Linked DNA regions of Mus musculus: region 2 is linked to region 1. The links are chromatin loops, found by intact Hi-C in ENCODE. Cell type or tissue: left cerebral cortex. All regions are shown on one strand. Links, peaks and the distances in the headings refer to the core of each region. The heading gives the core; the rest is flanking DNA.

Region 1 (8,344 bases), core at 261-8,260:
ATTCCAGCCAAATCTTCCTTTTTAGTGACTATCACTGAAAATAGTCTACTCACCATGGAGTTGGGGATTATTTTATTATTAGTAGTATTATTATTATTTATTATGTTTTACTTGTTGCTTTTTAAAAGTTAATGAACAGAAAAGAGACTCTGTGTAAGAGGACATGCATAAGATGGACAGTGAATATATGCAACAATTTTCTGACTATGATTCTCTCTGTTTTTCAGGCATACTATATGAGATACCACTTGTAGAATCTGAAGGCAGCTTGTTATAGCCTGGAGTGTTCATTAAATTCTCTTCTGAAGCGACTGGATCCACCTTCAGTGATGCACTGGATTCACCAAGCCCCAGGGAAGGGGCTAGAGTGGGTCAGCAGATATAAAATAATAGTGGAGTGTAAAAACTATGCAGAGTCTGTGAAGGATAGATTTGCCATCTACAGGAACAATTCTAAGAGCTTATTGTATCTACAAATAAACAAATCTAAGAAGTGAGGACACTGCCATGTGTTACTGTGTGAGAGATACAGTGAGGAAAGTAAATTGTGAGGTCTGACACAATACTCTCCAAAATGTGCTCATGGCCAGCAGAGGACATGGGCTCACAAGGAGGTTCAGGTCAACAGAAGTAGAGTAGGATTGGGAAGGGTAAAAATATTCTGCCTGATTGGTTTCAAATAAATTTGTCTTTAATTCTGATGGACATGTTTAAATACAGGATATATTCTGTTCAGAAAAAAAAAAAACTCATAGCATTAACAAGGCAGATAAGACTCCCCTGCGGGCACCACGATCTCATGATGAGGCTGCATGAGACTAACAATTATTTGTAAAAACAAATGAAGTTGCAGGGAGGTGTTACCAAATTTCTCTGATGATTGAAACTCATGCCAGGGATTCCAGAAACACTTGGAATAATCCAGGTCAGGGGTCATTATGAGGCCTTCAGTAAAGGGCTGAAAAATACATCCCAAGGTATAATATGCTAAGAATATTTGTTTGGAAATAGTATTGTCGAATATAATATAACTAATGTTAAATTCCACAAACAATTCAGTTGTATTCTGCCTTCCTCTGTGACTGAGATCTGTCATCTGTGAAAGAGGGAGATACTCACCCTGTATGCATTGAACCTACAGTGCATCCTATAAGGATAGGACATTGTTCTTGTCATGGGAGTACACTTTCTCCTCTGCAATGTCTAATGGTCAGGTCATACTCTGGGTTTAAATAGGAGAGACTTGTTCTCAATTACATGTGCTGCACGCCACAGCTTAACTGCTCAGGCTGAAGGGAATGCATCTTTCACTCCTGAATCACATGCTTTTGGCATTCCTTTAGTTATGTGATTAAACAGATATTCCCATTGCACCATTCTAGCATAAATAGGGAGTAACTGAAGGAATACAAAAGTAGAAAAAATTTAGGCAACGTGTGTCTCAAATGTTGTTAGGAATATGTGTATATTTTGAAATATGTGAAAGCTGACTGTTAAAATGCTGCCTTTGGTGCTGAAATTAAGGAAACAATTACAAATTCCAGAAACACTACTTTGAACGTAGATGAATAAAGCTCTCACTTTCTTCACAGATCTGCTAATACCTTTGAATGCCTTCATTTTCTATAAAGACCCATACACACATTAGGAAAATGTCCATCAAAGGAGTTTTTCAAAATAAAATAAATTTAGGATGTTTAATGACACACTAGTAGGTAGTCTCATTGATGAGCTAGATGTACTTCCTACAGTGGACAAGGATAGGAGCTCTCATCTTTCAGGAGACAAAGCAGTGTGAAGGTGGGAGATTACCTGTGTGTGCTGGTTTTCCCTCCTAAATTTAATTCTACTTCTCCTTGCTCATTTTAATAGTCTGTCATTTCTCTTTTGGTAGGGTGGATCTCATGCACACTATGATAAATGACAGAGGTGCAAGTAGGGGGATTATAAAATCTATTGGCTCAGGTATTTTATAACTAGACAAAGACCCAGAGATTATCATTCTGTTGTTAAGATAATATAGAGACAATCCATTGCTGTAAACCATGGGAGCTTCATCATACAGTATCCTTTCCAAAACGAGATATCTTGTCAGAATTCTACTGAGCTGGGATTTTTAAAGGAGCACATTATAATCAGGAAGATTCCAGCCCTTCCCATACTACACAGTCATTGCAATGTTCCTAAATCTGTGCTTATGTTGCTCTGACCCTCAGAAAAATTGATAGAGCATTGCAAAATGCTCCAGCAGATAGTCAGAGCTGACGGACTGTAATAAATCAGAGAGAGAGAGAACATTCCATCCTTGATATAAAGTAAGATTAGATAAAAAGGCACAATATGATATTGACTGATTTGTCTACATAACCCACTGAATTATACACTCGTCCTTTGAAACGCCGATCATGGATTGATTCAATGGGCAGATATTTTGAAAAATTGCAGTTTCTTTGTAAAATGTAAAAGAGCATAAAAAAGAATACTACATATATTTACATGTTTTCAAAATGTTGATCTATCATGAAAATGTAAATTAAGAGAGTAGTTTGAAATTTCATCTAATCCAAGCCAATGACATTTATTAAGGAAACAAATGACACAAAATGCTAATGAGTAATTGGTGAAAGCAGAAACATAATGCATGATTGGTTTAACCTGTGGTAGTACTTTTGGATTTTTGTCTGTATGGTCTCCCAAAAGGTAAAATTACAAATGTAATCTGAATTGCCAGGACTCTCTACTGGAAATATACTACCAGATCATCGGTGCAACAACAATAAGACAGTGTACCATGATTTAGGAAAGATGGGAATGCATATTATGAGTGGGAAGAGAGAAGAAAACTAGTAACAGAGTGGACTTACTAATAAGAAAGCAAGAAAAAGTTTTGTGAGCGTTCTATAGCCTCAGTAATAGTTTGGGGCCTTGGGACCTTCCCTTGAGCTGGATCCCACTTTGGGCCTATTGCTGGACCTTCTTTTCCTCAGGATCCTCTCCATTTCCATCTCTGTAATTTTTTTCAGACAGGAACAATTATGGATCAGAGATATGACTGTGGGATGTCAATCCCATCCCTGACATGATGCCCTGTCTTCATACTGGAGGTGGTTTCTATAAGTTCACTCTCCCTTCTGTGGAGCATTTCTTCAAAGGTCCCTCCCTATGATTCCTTGGAGTCTCTCACCTCCCAGGTCTCTGGTGCATTCTGAGGGGGAGGGTCACCCCAATTTTCTATTTCCTGAGACTGCCTGTTTATATTCTTTCTGCTGGCCTTCAGGGCTTCAGTCATTTTCCCTCACCCAATATCAGACCAGGTTCCGCTCTAACCCTTACTGCCCCCTGACCCCATTCACACTATTACTGAGGCTATGGAATGTTCACAAAATGGGATCTATCATGACTGCACTCCAAAAGACCCAACAAGCAGCTGAAAGAATCAGATGCAGTTATTTTCACCCAAGCAATGGACAGAAGCAGCTGACCCCTGGTGTTCAATTAGGGAAAGCAGAAAGGAGCTGAGGAGAAGGGAGATTCTGAAGGAGAGCATGCAGTCCTAATTAATCTGAACCCCTGAGATCTTTCAAACACTAGACCACCAAACTGACAGCATTACCAGCTGATATGAGGCCCCCAACACACATACTGCAGAAAACCTTCAGGTTTGTGTTCATTCAGAGATGATTCACCTAACCCTCAAGAGACTGGAGGCCCCAGGGAGTTTAGAGGTCAGGTGGGGTGGGGGGTGTTGGCATCCACGTGGAGACAGTGTGGGGCTGGGAGGAGATGTGGGATGTGGAGCAATCAGAGGGTGGATGTGGAGGGGTGGGAATGGAATATGGAGTGTAAAAAAAAGAATTACAAATAAAATTAAATTTAAAAAAATAAAGCAAGAAAATAGGAATCCAAGTGTGAAAAAATAAGTTGGCACTGACCTAAGACATTAAAAACACAGGACCAAAAGGTTGGTCTAGGAAGAGATGGCAGGATCATATCTAGATGTGTTTCCTATAATTGCTATTATCCTCATTCTTTCTTATGCCATACTCTCACTATAGGAAAACAGGGATAGTGATGATCTAATTTAATAACCAAGTGCAGTCAGTAGCCACCTCGCCAATTATGAAGGCAAGGCTGGTTCCTACATGCAAATGCATCTTCTAGCTCTATGTTAAATCCCCTCCTTGGATGTAGGGGTCACATTGCTCTCACTGGAGGCTGATTTCTGAAGATAAGGGGGTGTAGCCTAAAAGATGAGCGTGCTGATTCTTTTGTGGCTGTTCACAGCCTTTCCTGGTGAGTGTTGACATTTCATACATGTGTCCATGATGTATTTTTTAAATGTGTCATTAACAGAATTGAATCTTCTTCTCTGAAGGTATCCTGTCTGATGTGCAGCTTCAGGAGTCAGGACCTGGCCTGGTGAAACCTTCTCAGTCACTTTCCCTCACCTGCACTGTCACTGGCTACTCCATCACCAGTGGTTATGACTGGAACTGGATCCGGCAGTTTCCAGGAAACAAACTGGAGTGGATGGGCTACATAAGCTACAGTGTAGCAAGTACTACAACCCATCTCTCAAAAGTCGAATCTCTATCACTCGAGACACATCCAAGAACCAGTTCTCCCTGGAATTGAATTCTGTGACTACTGAGGACACAGCCACATATTACTGTGCAAGAGACACAGTGTGGAGTCTTCACTGTGAGCCCAGACAAAAACCTCCTTGCAGAGCAGCACTGCACCAACAGGGGGCATGGAGCATACACCAATAATGGGAAATCTACTTTAAAGTAGGTAAAAAAAAATTGTTGCCCAAAACTCTGGCACCAGACTCCAGGTATACAGTAAGAAACATTGGTGCTAATAATTTCAGTCAATATAATGTGCACAGCCCAATAAAACTCCTTATGTTATACCCAGAATTCTTCAATGGGAGCATCTTCCAGAGCTTCCAAATCCCAGCTCAAAACCCAGCTGAAGTCTGACGGCCTCATAGAGGACAAATCATTACTAGAAACCCCAAAAACCAAACCAGAACCCCTGAAGACACATTGGTATCCAGAACCCCAGTGACCATGGCATTTTTCTCAATCCCAGAAACCCTGAGGGAACTTGAGAGCCCCAGAGGTCACTCGAGCCACAAAAACCCCAAATCCTTATTAGATCTGAAGATACTCTGGCCACTAGAAAACAGGCAGCTCAAAAACACTAAAGCAGAAAGAGAAACCTTGAAAAAAAACTCATTTGTCAAAGAAAAAAATCAGAAACTTGCAACTAAACTTCTAAAATTATCCCATAGCCAAATGACTAGAGGCAAGTATAAGAACACCATTAAAAACAATCAGGGCAATATGGTAACACTGGAGCCCAGCTATCCAACTATAGCATATTCCAACACAGCTGAAGTACAAGCAAATTTTTTAAATGCAACATTATGAAGGTGATAAAATCCACTAAGGACTATCTACATAATGCCTTTATAGAAACCTAGAAAAAAGACAAATGTACAGGAAGCCTGCCCAGCACAAGTTCTCTCTTTCTCTCTCTTGAAGGCAGCAGCTGATGAAAGCATTGGTGATATGGCATCATGCAAATAGCAGAGAGGCCCAGTGATAGGAATGGGTGATTTGGGGGGTCAATACTACTGACAGAACAAAGATTAATTATCCAGACCTTAGCAAGAATGCCCAGGGAGAAACTCCAAACTCTTTTTTTTTAATTATTTTTATTGTTCCCTATTCCATCTGCCACTCATCCTGCTTCTATAAGGGTGTTCCCCCACACCCTCTTCTGCCTTACCACCTTAGTGTTTCCCTATGGAGAGGAACTGAGCCTTCACAGGATCAAGGGTCGGCCCTCTCATTAGTGCCAGATAAGTCCATCCTCTGATACATATGCAGATGGAGTCATGGGTCCCCTTCATGTGTACTCTTTGGTGGTGGTTTAGTACTTGGAAATTCTAGGGGCCCTGGTTGGTTGATATTGTTCTTCCTGTGGGGTATAAACCCCTTCAACTCCTTCAGCCCTTTCCCTAATTTCCTATATTGGGTTCCCTTGATCAATCTGATGGTTGACTTCAAGCATCCACATCTGATTTGGTCAGGCTCTGGCAGAGTCTTCCAGGAGACAGCCATCCCAGTCTCCTGTCTGCAAGAGCTTCTTGACATCACCAATACTGTGTGGGTCTGGTAAATGCATATGAGATGGATCCCCAAGTGGGACAGTTTCTGTATGTCATTTCCTTAAATCTCTGTTCCACACTTTATTTCCTTTAGACATGCCTAACCTCTGGATATGGTATCTACAGGTTCTCTCTCTTTGTTGACTATTTCAGCTGACACCATCCCCATTAGATCCTGGGAGACTCTTGCTTTCCTGGAATCTGTGACATCCTGATGGCTACCCCCAGTTTGCCATTTCCCACTGCTACACACCTTTGTTCAATTTTCTGACCTTCTGTCCTTCTCCCCTGTCACCTTCCACACTGGTTCCTTTTAGCCTCCCCCAGCCTTGAAGCAGGCTGATTCAGACCTTGCTGCCACTGTGAATGAGACCACCTGGGGTGGAGCCTTCTGACATAGATGGTTCTATTGTTCTGTCACTTGCTGCTGCTCTTCTCCAAGATGTCACTACCTCTGAGAGGCTGAACCTGACTACCTGAAATATCCCTGAGATAGCTGACAACCTGTGGAATTGGCGACCGAATGCTAACAGCTCTGTCAGACTAGTGCTAACAACTTAGCAAGGAAGCATCAAGAAGCCTGGTGTGGCTGAAGATGGGCTTCCCCACTTTATAAGCACAGACTGCTAGTACACATCTGGCCATGATCAGAAATTTGTCTTGGTCTCTTTCCTTCTCTCGCTGTTCCCTCCTTTACAGCTCCAGCCTCCCATTCAGGAACCCAGTTCATGTGGCCTCAGATGGCTACAGATCCTGCCCCCTTTTCCTTCCCCTTTCTTTCTCCCTCTCAAATCCCTCACTTCCTCTACCTCCTCTTATTATTTCCCCACTTCTCAGTAGGAGTGAAGCATACAAACTTTGGTCTTTCTTCACTTGAGCTTCATAAGGTTTGTGAGGATTATTGTTGGTATGCCAAGCTGTTATCCTAATATCCACTTCTCAGTGAGTACATACCATGTGTGTTCTTTTGTGACTGGGGTACCTCACTCTGGATGATATTTTCTAGTTCCATCCATTTGCCTGTGAATTTCATGAAGTCGTTGTTTCTTTTTTTTCCATATTTTTATTGGCTATTTATTTCAATTACATTTCCAATGCTATCACAAAAGTCCCCCACACGCTCCCCCACCCACTCCCCTACCCACCCACTCCCACTTCTTGGCCCTGGCGTTCCCCTGTACTGAGGCATATAAAGTTTGCACGACCAATGGGCCTCTCTTTCCACTGATGGCCAACTAGGCCATCTTCTGATTCATATGCAGATAGAGACACAAGCTCCAGGAGGGGTATTGGTTAGTTCATATTGTTGTTCCACCTATAGGATTGCAGATCCCTTCGGCTCCTTGAGTACTTTCCCTAGCTCCTCCATTGGGGGCCTTGTGATCCATCCAATAGCTGACTGTGAGCATCCACTTCTGTGTTTGCCAGGTCCCGGCATAGTCTCACAAGAGACAGCCATATCTGGGTCCTTTTAGCAAAGTCTTGCTAGTGTATGCAATGGTGTCAGCATTTGGAAGCTCATTATTTTATTAGATATTTTCTTCATTTGCATTTCAAATGCTACCCTGAAAGTCCTCTAATAGCTGATTAGTACTCCATTGTGTAAATGTTCCATATTTTTCTATATGCATTCCTTTGTTAAGGGATATCTTAGGTATTTCCAGGTTCTGGCTATCATAGATAAGGCAGCTATTAATATAGTGAAGAATGTATCCTTGATTTATGTTGGAAAATCTTCTGGGTATATGCTTAGAAGTAGTATACCTGGCTCCTCAGTTAGTACTATGTCCAATTTCCTTAGGAGCTGCCAGACTGAATTCCAGCATGGTTGTATCAGCTTGCAATCCCACCAGCAATGGAGGAATGCTCCTCTTTCTCTACATCTTTGCCAGCATCTGATGTCATTTGAGTTTTTGATCTTAGCCATTCTGACTGGTGTGAGATGGAATCAAAGGGTTGTTTTCACTTGGATTTCCATGATGATGAAGGGTGTTGAACATTTCTTTAGGTGCTTTTCGGCCACTAGAGAATCCTCAGTTGAGAATTCTTCTTAGCTCTGCACCCCATTTTCAATAGGGTCATTTGGTTCTCTGGAGTATACTTTTTTTATAAAAAATTTTATTAGATATTTTCTTCATTTGCATTTCAAATACTATCCCCAAA
Region 2 (8,344 bases), core at 11-8,010, 71 kb after region 1:
GTTAGGAATATGTGTATATTTAGAAATATGTGAAAGCTGACTGTTAAAATGCTGCCTTTGGTGCTGAAATTAAGGAAACAATTACAAATTCCAAAAACACTACTTTGAACGTAGATGAATAAAGCTCTCACTTTCTTCACAGATCTGCTAATAGCTTTGATTGCCTTCATTTTCTATAAAGACCCATACACACATTAGGAAAATGTCCACCAAAGGAGTTTATCAAAATAAAATAAATTTAGGATGTTTAATGACACACTAGTAGGTAGTCTCATTGATGAGCTAGATGTACTTCCTACAATGGACAAGGATAGGAGCTCTCATCTTTCAGGAGACAAAGCAGTGTGAAGGTGGCAGTTTACCTGTGTGTGCTGGTGTTTCCCTCATAAATTTAATTTTACTTCTCCTTGCTCATTTTAACAGTCTGTCATTTCTCTTTTGGTGGGGTGGATCTCATGCACACTATGATAAATGACAGAGGTGCAAGTAGGGGGATTATAAAATCTATTGGCTCAGGTATTTTATAACTAGACAAAGACCCAGAGATTATCATTCTGTTGTTAAGGTAATATAGAGACAGTCCATTGGTGTAAACCATGGGAGCTTCATCATACAGTATCCTTTCCAAAACGAGATATTTTGTCAGGATTCTACTGAGCTGGGATTTTTAAAGGACCACATTATAATCAGGAAGATTCCAGCCCTTCCCATACTACACAGTCATTGCAATGCTCCTAAATCTGTGCTTATGTTGCTCTGACCCTCAGAAAAATTGATAGAGCATTGCAAAATGCTCCAGCAGATAGTTGGAGCTGACGGACTGTAATAAATCAGAGAGAGAGAGAACATTCCATCCTTGATATAAAGTAAGATTAGATAAAAAACGCACAATGTGATATTGACTGATTTGTCTGCATAACCCACTGAATTATACACTCGTGCTTTGAAACGCCGATCATGGATTGATTCGATGGGCAGATAGCAGAGATATTTTGAAAAATTGCAGTTTCTTTGTAAAATGTAAAAGAGCATAAAAAAGAATACCAAATATATTCACATGTTTTCAAAATGTTGATCTATCATGAAAATGTAAATTAAGAGAGTAGTTTGAAATTTCATCTAATCCAAGCCAATGACATTTATTAAGGAAACAAATGACACAAAATGCTAATGAGTAATTGGTGAAAGCAGAAACATAATGCATGATTGATTTAACCTGTGGTAGTACTTTTGGATTTTTGTCTGAATGGTCTCCCAAAAGGTAAAATTACAAGTGTAATCTGAATTGTCAGGACTCTCTACTGGAAATATACTACCAGATCATCTGTGCAACAACAATAAGACCGTGTACGATTTAGGAAAGATGGGAATGCATATTATGAGTGGGAAGAGAGAAGAAAACTAGTAACAGAGTGGACTTACTAATAAGAAAGCAAGAAAAAGTTTTGTGAGCATTCTATAGCCTCAGTAATAGTGTGGGGCCTTGGGACCTTCCCTTGAACTGGATCCCACTTTGGGCCTATTGCTGGACCTTCTTTTCCTCAGGATCCTCTCCATTTCCATCTCTGTAATTTTTTTCAGACAGGACCAATTATGGATCAGAGATATGACTGTGGGATGGCAGCCCAATCCCTGACTTGATGCCCTGTCTTCCTACTGGAGGTGGTTTCCAAAAGTTCCCTCTCCCTTCTATGGGACATTTCAACAAAGGTCCCTCCCTATGATTCCTTGGAAACTCTCACCTCCCAGGTCTCTGGTGCATTCTGGGGGGAGGGTCACCCCAATTTTCTATTTCCTGAGACTGCCTGTTTATATTCTTTCTGCTGACCTTCAGGGCTTCAGTCATTTTCCCTCACCCAATATCAGACCAGGTTCTGCTCTAACCCTTACTGCCCCCCGAGCCCATTCACACTATTACTGAGGCTATGGAATGCTCACAAAAAGGGATCTATCATGACTGCACTCCAAAAGACCCAACAAGCAGCTGAAAGAATCAGATGCAGTTATTTTCACCCAAGCAATGACCCCTGGTGTTGAATTAGGGAAAGCAGAAAGGAGCTGAGGAGAAGGGAGATTCTGAAGGAGAACATGCAGTCCTAATTAATCTGAACCCCTGAGATCTTTCAAACACTGGACCACCAAACAGACAGCATAACCAGCTGATACGAGGCCCCCAACACACATACTGCAGAAAACCTTCAGGTTTGTGTTCATTCAGAGATGATTCACCTAACCCTCAAGAGACTGGAGGCCCCAGGGAGTTTAGAGGTCAGGTGGGGTGGGGGGTGGGGGCATCCAAGTGGAGACAGGGTGGGGCTGGGAGGAGATGTGGGATGTGGAGCAATCAGAGGGTGGATGTGGAGGGGTGGGAATGGAATATGGAGTGTAAACAAAAGAATTACAAATAAAATTAAATTTTAAAAAAGAAAGCAAGAAAACAGGAATTCAAGTGTGAAAAAAAAAGTTGGCACTGACCTGAGACATTAAAAACACAGGACCAAAAATGTGTCTGTGCGGAGGTTGGTCTAGGACGAGATGGTAGGACCATATCTTGATGTGTTTGCTATAATTGCTATTATCCTCATTCTTTCTTATGCCATACTCTCAGTATAGGAAAACAGGGATAGTGATGATCTAATTTAATAACCAAGTGCAGTCAGTAGCCACCTCGACAATTATGAAGGCAAGGCTGGTTCCTATATGCAAATGCATCTTCTAGCTCTATGTTAAATCCCCTCCTTGGATGTAGTGGTCACATTGCTCTCACTGGAGGCTGATCTCTGAAGATAAGGGGGTGTAGCCTAAAAGATGAGCGTGCTGATTCTTTTGTGGCTGTTCACAGCCTTTCCTGGTGAGTGTTGACATTTCATACATGTGTCCATGATGTGTTTTTTAAATGTGTGATTAACAGAATTGAATCTTCTTTCTGAAGGTATCCTGTCTGATGTGCAGCTTCAGGAGTCAGGACCTGGCATGGTGAAACCTTCTCAGTCACTTTCCCTCACCTGCACTGTCACTGGCTACTCCATCACCAGTGGTTATGACTGGCACTGGATCCGACATTTTCCAGGAAACAAACTGGAGTGGATGGGCTACATAAGCTACAGTGGTAGCACTAACTACAACCCATCCCTCAAAAGTCGAATCTCCATCACTCATGACACATCTAAGAACCATTTCTTCCTGAAGTTGAATTCTGTGACTACTGAGGACACAGCCACATATTACTGTGCAAGAGACACAGTGTGGAGTCTTCACTGTGAGCCCAGACAAAAACCTCCTTGCAGAGCAGCACTGCACCAACAGGGGGCATGGAGCATACACCAATAATGGGAAATCTACTTTAAAGTAGGTAAAAAAAAAATTGTTGCCCAAAACTCTGGCACCAGACTCCAGGTATACAGTAAGAAACATTGGTGCTAATAATTTCAGTCAATATAATGTGCACAGCCCAATAAAACTCCTTATGTTATACCCAAAATTCTTCAATGGGAGCACCTTCCAGAGCCTCCAAATCCCAGCTCAAAACCCAGCTGAAGTCTGATGGCCTCGTGGAGGACAAATCATTACTAGAAACCCCAAAAACCAAACCAGAACCCCTGAAGACACATTGGTATCCAGAACCCCAGTGACCATGGCATTTTTCTGAATCCCAGAAACCCTGAGGGAACTTGAGAGCCCCAGAGGTCACTTGGGCAACAAAAACCCCAAATCCTTATTAGATCTGAAGATACTCTGGCCACTAGAAAACAGGCAGCTCAAAAACACTAAAGCAGAACGAGAAACCTTAAAAAAAAACTCATTTGTCAAAGAAAAAAATCAGAAACTTGCACCTAAACTTCTAAAATTATCCCATAGCCAAATGACTAGAGACAAGTACAAGAACAACATTAAAAACAATCAGGGCAATATGGTAACACTCGAGCCCAGCTATACAAGTATAGCATATTCCAACACAGCTGAAGTACAAGCAAATTTTTTTTAAATGCAACATTATGAAGGTGATAAAATCCACTAAAGACTATCTACAAAATGCCTTTATAGAAACCTAGAAAAAGACAAATGTACAGGGAGCCTGCCCAGCACAAGTTCTCTCTTTCTCTCTCTTGAAGGCAGCAGCTGATGAAAGTATTGGTGATAGGGCATCATGCAAATAGCAGAGAGGCCCAGTGATAGGAATGGGTGATTTGGGGGGTCAATACTACTGACAGAACAAAGGTTAATTATCCAGACCTTAGCAAGAATGCCCAGGGAGAAACTCTAAACTTTTTTAAAAATTATTTTTATTGTTCTCTATTCCATCTGCCACTCATCCGGCTTCTATAAGGGTGTTCCCCCACACCCTCTTCTGCCTCACCACCTTAGTGTTTCCCTATGGAGAGGAACTGAGCCTTCACAGGACCAAGGGTCGGCCCTCTCATTCGTGCCAAATAAGTCCATCCTCTGCTACATATGCAGATGGAGTCATGGGTCCCCTTCATGTGTACTCTTTGGTGGTGGTTTAGTACTTGGAAATTCTAGGGGCCCTGGTTGGTTGATATTGTTCTTCCTGTGGGGTATAAACCCCTTCAACTCCTTCAGCCCTTTCCCTAATTTCCTATATTGGCTTCCCTTGATCAGTCTGATGGTTGACTTCAAGCATTCACATCTGATTTGGTCAGGCTCTGGCAGAGTCTTCCAGGAGACAGCCATCCCAGTCTCCTCTCTGCAAGAGCTTCTTGACATCACCAATACTGTGTGGGTTTGGTAAATGCATATGAGATGGATCCCCAAGTGGGACAGTTTCTGTATGCCATTTTCTTAAATCTCTGTTCCACACTTTATTTCCATTAGACATGCCTAACCTCTGGATTTGGTATCTACAGGTTCTCTCTCTTTGTTGACTATTTCAGCTGACACCATCACCATTAGATCCTGGGAGACTCTTGCTTTCCTGGAATCTGTGACTTCCTGATGGCTACCCCCAGTTTGCCATTTCCCACTGCTACACATCTTTGTTCAATTTTCTGACCTTCTGTCCTTCTCCCCTGTCACCTTCCACACTGGATCCTTTTAGCCTTCCCCAGCCTTGAAGCAGGCTGATTCAGACCTTGCTGCCACTGTGAATGAGACTACCTGGGGTGGAGCCTTCTGACCTAGATGGTTCTATTGTTCTGTCACTTGCTGCTGCTCTTCTCCAAGATGCCACTACCTCTGAGAGGCTGAACCTGTCTACCTGAGATATCCCTGAGATGGCTGAAAAACCTGTGGAATTGGCGACTGAATGCGAACAGCTCTGACAGACTAGTGCTAACAACTTAGCAAGGAAGCATCAAGAAGCATGGCGTGGCTGAAGATGGGCTTCCCCACTTTATAAGCACAGACTGCTAGTAAACATCGGGCCATGATCAGAAATTTGTCTTGGTCTCTTTACTTCTCTCGCTGTTCCCTCCTTTACAGCTCCAGCCTCCCATTCAGGAACCCAGTTCATGTGGCCTCAGACTTCTATTAGATCCTGCCCCCTTTCCCTTCCCCTTTCTTTCTCCCTCTCAAATCCCTCACTTCCTCTACCTCCTCTGATTACCCCCCCCTTCTGAGTAGGAGTGAAGCATACACACTTTGGTCTTCCTTCACTTGAGCTTCATAAGTTTTGTGAGGATTATAGATGGTATACCAAGCTGTTATCCTAATATCCACTTATCAGTGAGTACATACCATGTGTGCTCTTTTGTGACTGGGGTACCTCACTCTGGATGATATTTTCTAGTTCCATCCATTTGCCTGTGAATTTCATGAAGTCGTTGTTTCTTTTTTTTTCCATATTTTTATTGGGTATTTATTTCAATTACATTTCCAATGCTATCCCAAAATTCCCCACATGCTCCCCCACCCACTCCCCTACCCACCCACTCCCACTTCTTGGCACTGGCATTCCCCTGTACTGAGGCATATAAAGTTTGCACAACCAATGGGCCTCTCTTTCCACTGATGACTGACTAGGCCATCTTCTGATTCATATGCATCCAGAGACATGAGCTCCGGGGGGGGGGGTAATAGTTAGTTTATATTGTTGTTCCACCTATAGGATTTCAGATCCCTTCAGCTCCTTGAGTATTTTCCCTAGCTCCTCCATTGGGGGCCCTGTGATCCATCCAATAGCTGACTGTGAGCATCCACTTCTGTGTTTGCCAGACCCCGGCATAGTCTCACAAAAGACAGCCATATCTGGGTCCTTTTAGCAAAATGTTGCTAGTGTATGCAATGGTGTCAGCGTTTGGAAGCTGATTATTTTATTAGATATTTTCTTCATTTGCATTTCAAATGCTACCCTGAAAGTCCCCTAATAGCTGAGTAGTATTCCGTTGTGTAAATGTTCCACATTTTTCTATATGCATTCCTTTGTTGAGGGACATCTTAGTTATTTCCAGGTTCTGGCTATCATAGACAAGGCAGCTATTAATATAGTGAAGAATGTGTCTTTGATTTATGCTGGAAAAATCTTCTGGGTATATGCTTAGAAGTAGTATACCTGGCTCCTCAGTTAGTACTATGTCCAATTTCCTTAGGAGCTGCCAGACTGAATTCCAGCATGGTTGTAACAGCTTGCAATCCCACCAGCAATGGAGGAATGCTCCTCTTTCTCTACATCTTTGCCAGCATCTGATGTCATTTCAGTTTTTGATCTTAGCCATTCTGACTGGTGTGAGATGGAATCAAAGGGTTCTTTTCACTTGGATTTCCCTGATGATGAAGGATATTGAACATTTCTTTAGGTGCTTTTCAGCCACTGGAGAATCCTCAGTTGAGAAATCTTTTTAGCTCTGCACCCCATTTTCAATAGTGTCATTTGGTTCTCTGGAGTATAGGGTGTTTTTATAAAAAAATTTTATTAGATATTTTCTTCAATTTCAGTTCAGAATACTATCCCCAAAGTCCCCTATACCCTACCCTCTACCTCCTCCTCCAACCCACCTGCCACAGACTTTAGTGGAGTCAGCTTGACAGATGAAATTCTGAAAGCTTTTTCATGAGGAAAGAGTTTCAAGGAAACTTATTACTGGATCTTTGGCTATTCCCCTAACCCATGAAATTAATTTTCCAAATCCACATTATTCTAGTGTATGGATCCACATGCACTCTATAATATATTACCTTATTGTAATGCCTTTTAAGATTGTATTCTAACATAGCTAAAGCCTTTCCCAGAGTTCTTAGATTCCAGTTAGCAGCAAGGAGTTTAACCTATTCTGTAACTAATTAAGCACTACCATAAAACAATAAAGCACTAGCCATTAACTCAGCTGTCTGCAGAAAGAGACTAAAAGTCTCACTGAGATAGAAATCTTTTACTACAGGCTACATTCCATGTCAAGAGCAAGTTGATATACTACCCTGATAAGGGGGAACTCTCCAGACAGGATAAGTTTTACTAGACCTAAGAATTTAGAGCTCCGTAATAACACATTACTCTTAAGGCCTGTCAAGAGTTAACAACCCCCTGATGCTATTAACCCTAAAGTGTGAAATTCTTGCCTGGCATTAGGCTGATCCTAGGCAGTTCTTGTTGTCCCTAATGTAAACATTTAATTAGTCCCTGTAAATTCCTTTCTGCTGTAACTGGTGAATCTCAGTGTATCTTGTCTTTTTGTGATTTGTATCTTCTGATAATTCGTTATAATATAAGTCTGAAGCTCAACCAGAACATTACATTCAGATCCAACACCACTCTTGCGTGTTTGGCTGTCTGTCACTACATCCTACTCTTTGCCCATCTGCCTAAGTGATCTTGTTCCACACAGACCAGGGACCCAGAGGGTCTGTGGACCCACCCAATCCCACTTCCTAACCCTGGCATTCCCCTGTACTGAGACATATAATCTTCGCAAGACCAAAAGCCTCTCCTACCATTGATGGCCTACTAAGCCATTCTCTGCTACATATGCAACTAGAGACATAAGATCAGCAGTGTACTGTATAGTTCATATTGTTGTTCCTCCTATAGGGTTACAGACCCTTTCAGCTCCTTGGGTACTTTCTCTAGCTTCTTCAATAGGGGCTCTGGGTTACATCCAATAGATAACTGTGAGCATCCACTTCTGTATTTGCCAGGCACTGGCATAGCCTCACAAGAGACAGCTATATCAGGGTCCTGTCAGCAAAATCTTGCTGGCACATGCAATAGTGTCTGGGTTTGGTGGTTGTTTATGGGATGGATCCCTGGGTGGGGCAGTCTCTGGATGGTCCTTTCTTTCCTCTCAGCTCTAAACTTTGTCTCTGTAACTCCTTTCATGGGTATTTTGTTCCCCATTCTAAGAAGGAAATAAGTATCCACACTTTGTTCATAATTCTTCTTGAGTTTCATGTG

What was found. Peaks named below come from ENCODE experiments on the same cell type or tissue, not always from the same donor. Only the 100,000 strongest peaks of a DNase experiment are listed, where the experiment ranks them.
Region 2: it touches region 1 in a loop (14-fold over the local background); 26 of 42 quality-filtered maps call a loop at or near these places.

The regions. Positions count from the first base shown.
Region 1 is chr12:114,030,140-114,038,483 of GRCm38, reverse strand. It overlaps Igh and the pseudogene Ighv3-2. Among named protein-coding and RNA genes, the nearest start is that of Mir7094-1, 440 kb to the left of the region's middle. In left cerebral cortex, for the core only: no CTCF peak of the experiment used is centred there; a DNase peak (open chromatin) is centred at 3,309.
Region 2 is chr12:113,959,283-113,967,626 of GRCm38, reverse strand. It overlaps Igh and Ighv3-1. Among named protein-coding and RNA genes, the nearest start is that of Adam6a, 420 kb to the right of the region's middle. In left cerebral cortex, for the core only: no CTCF peak of the experiment used is centred there; no DNase peak of the experiment used is centred there.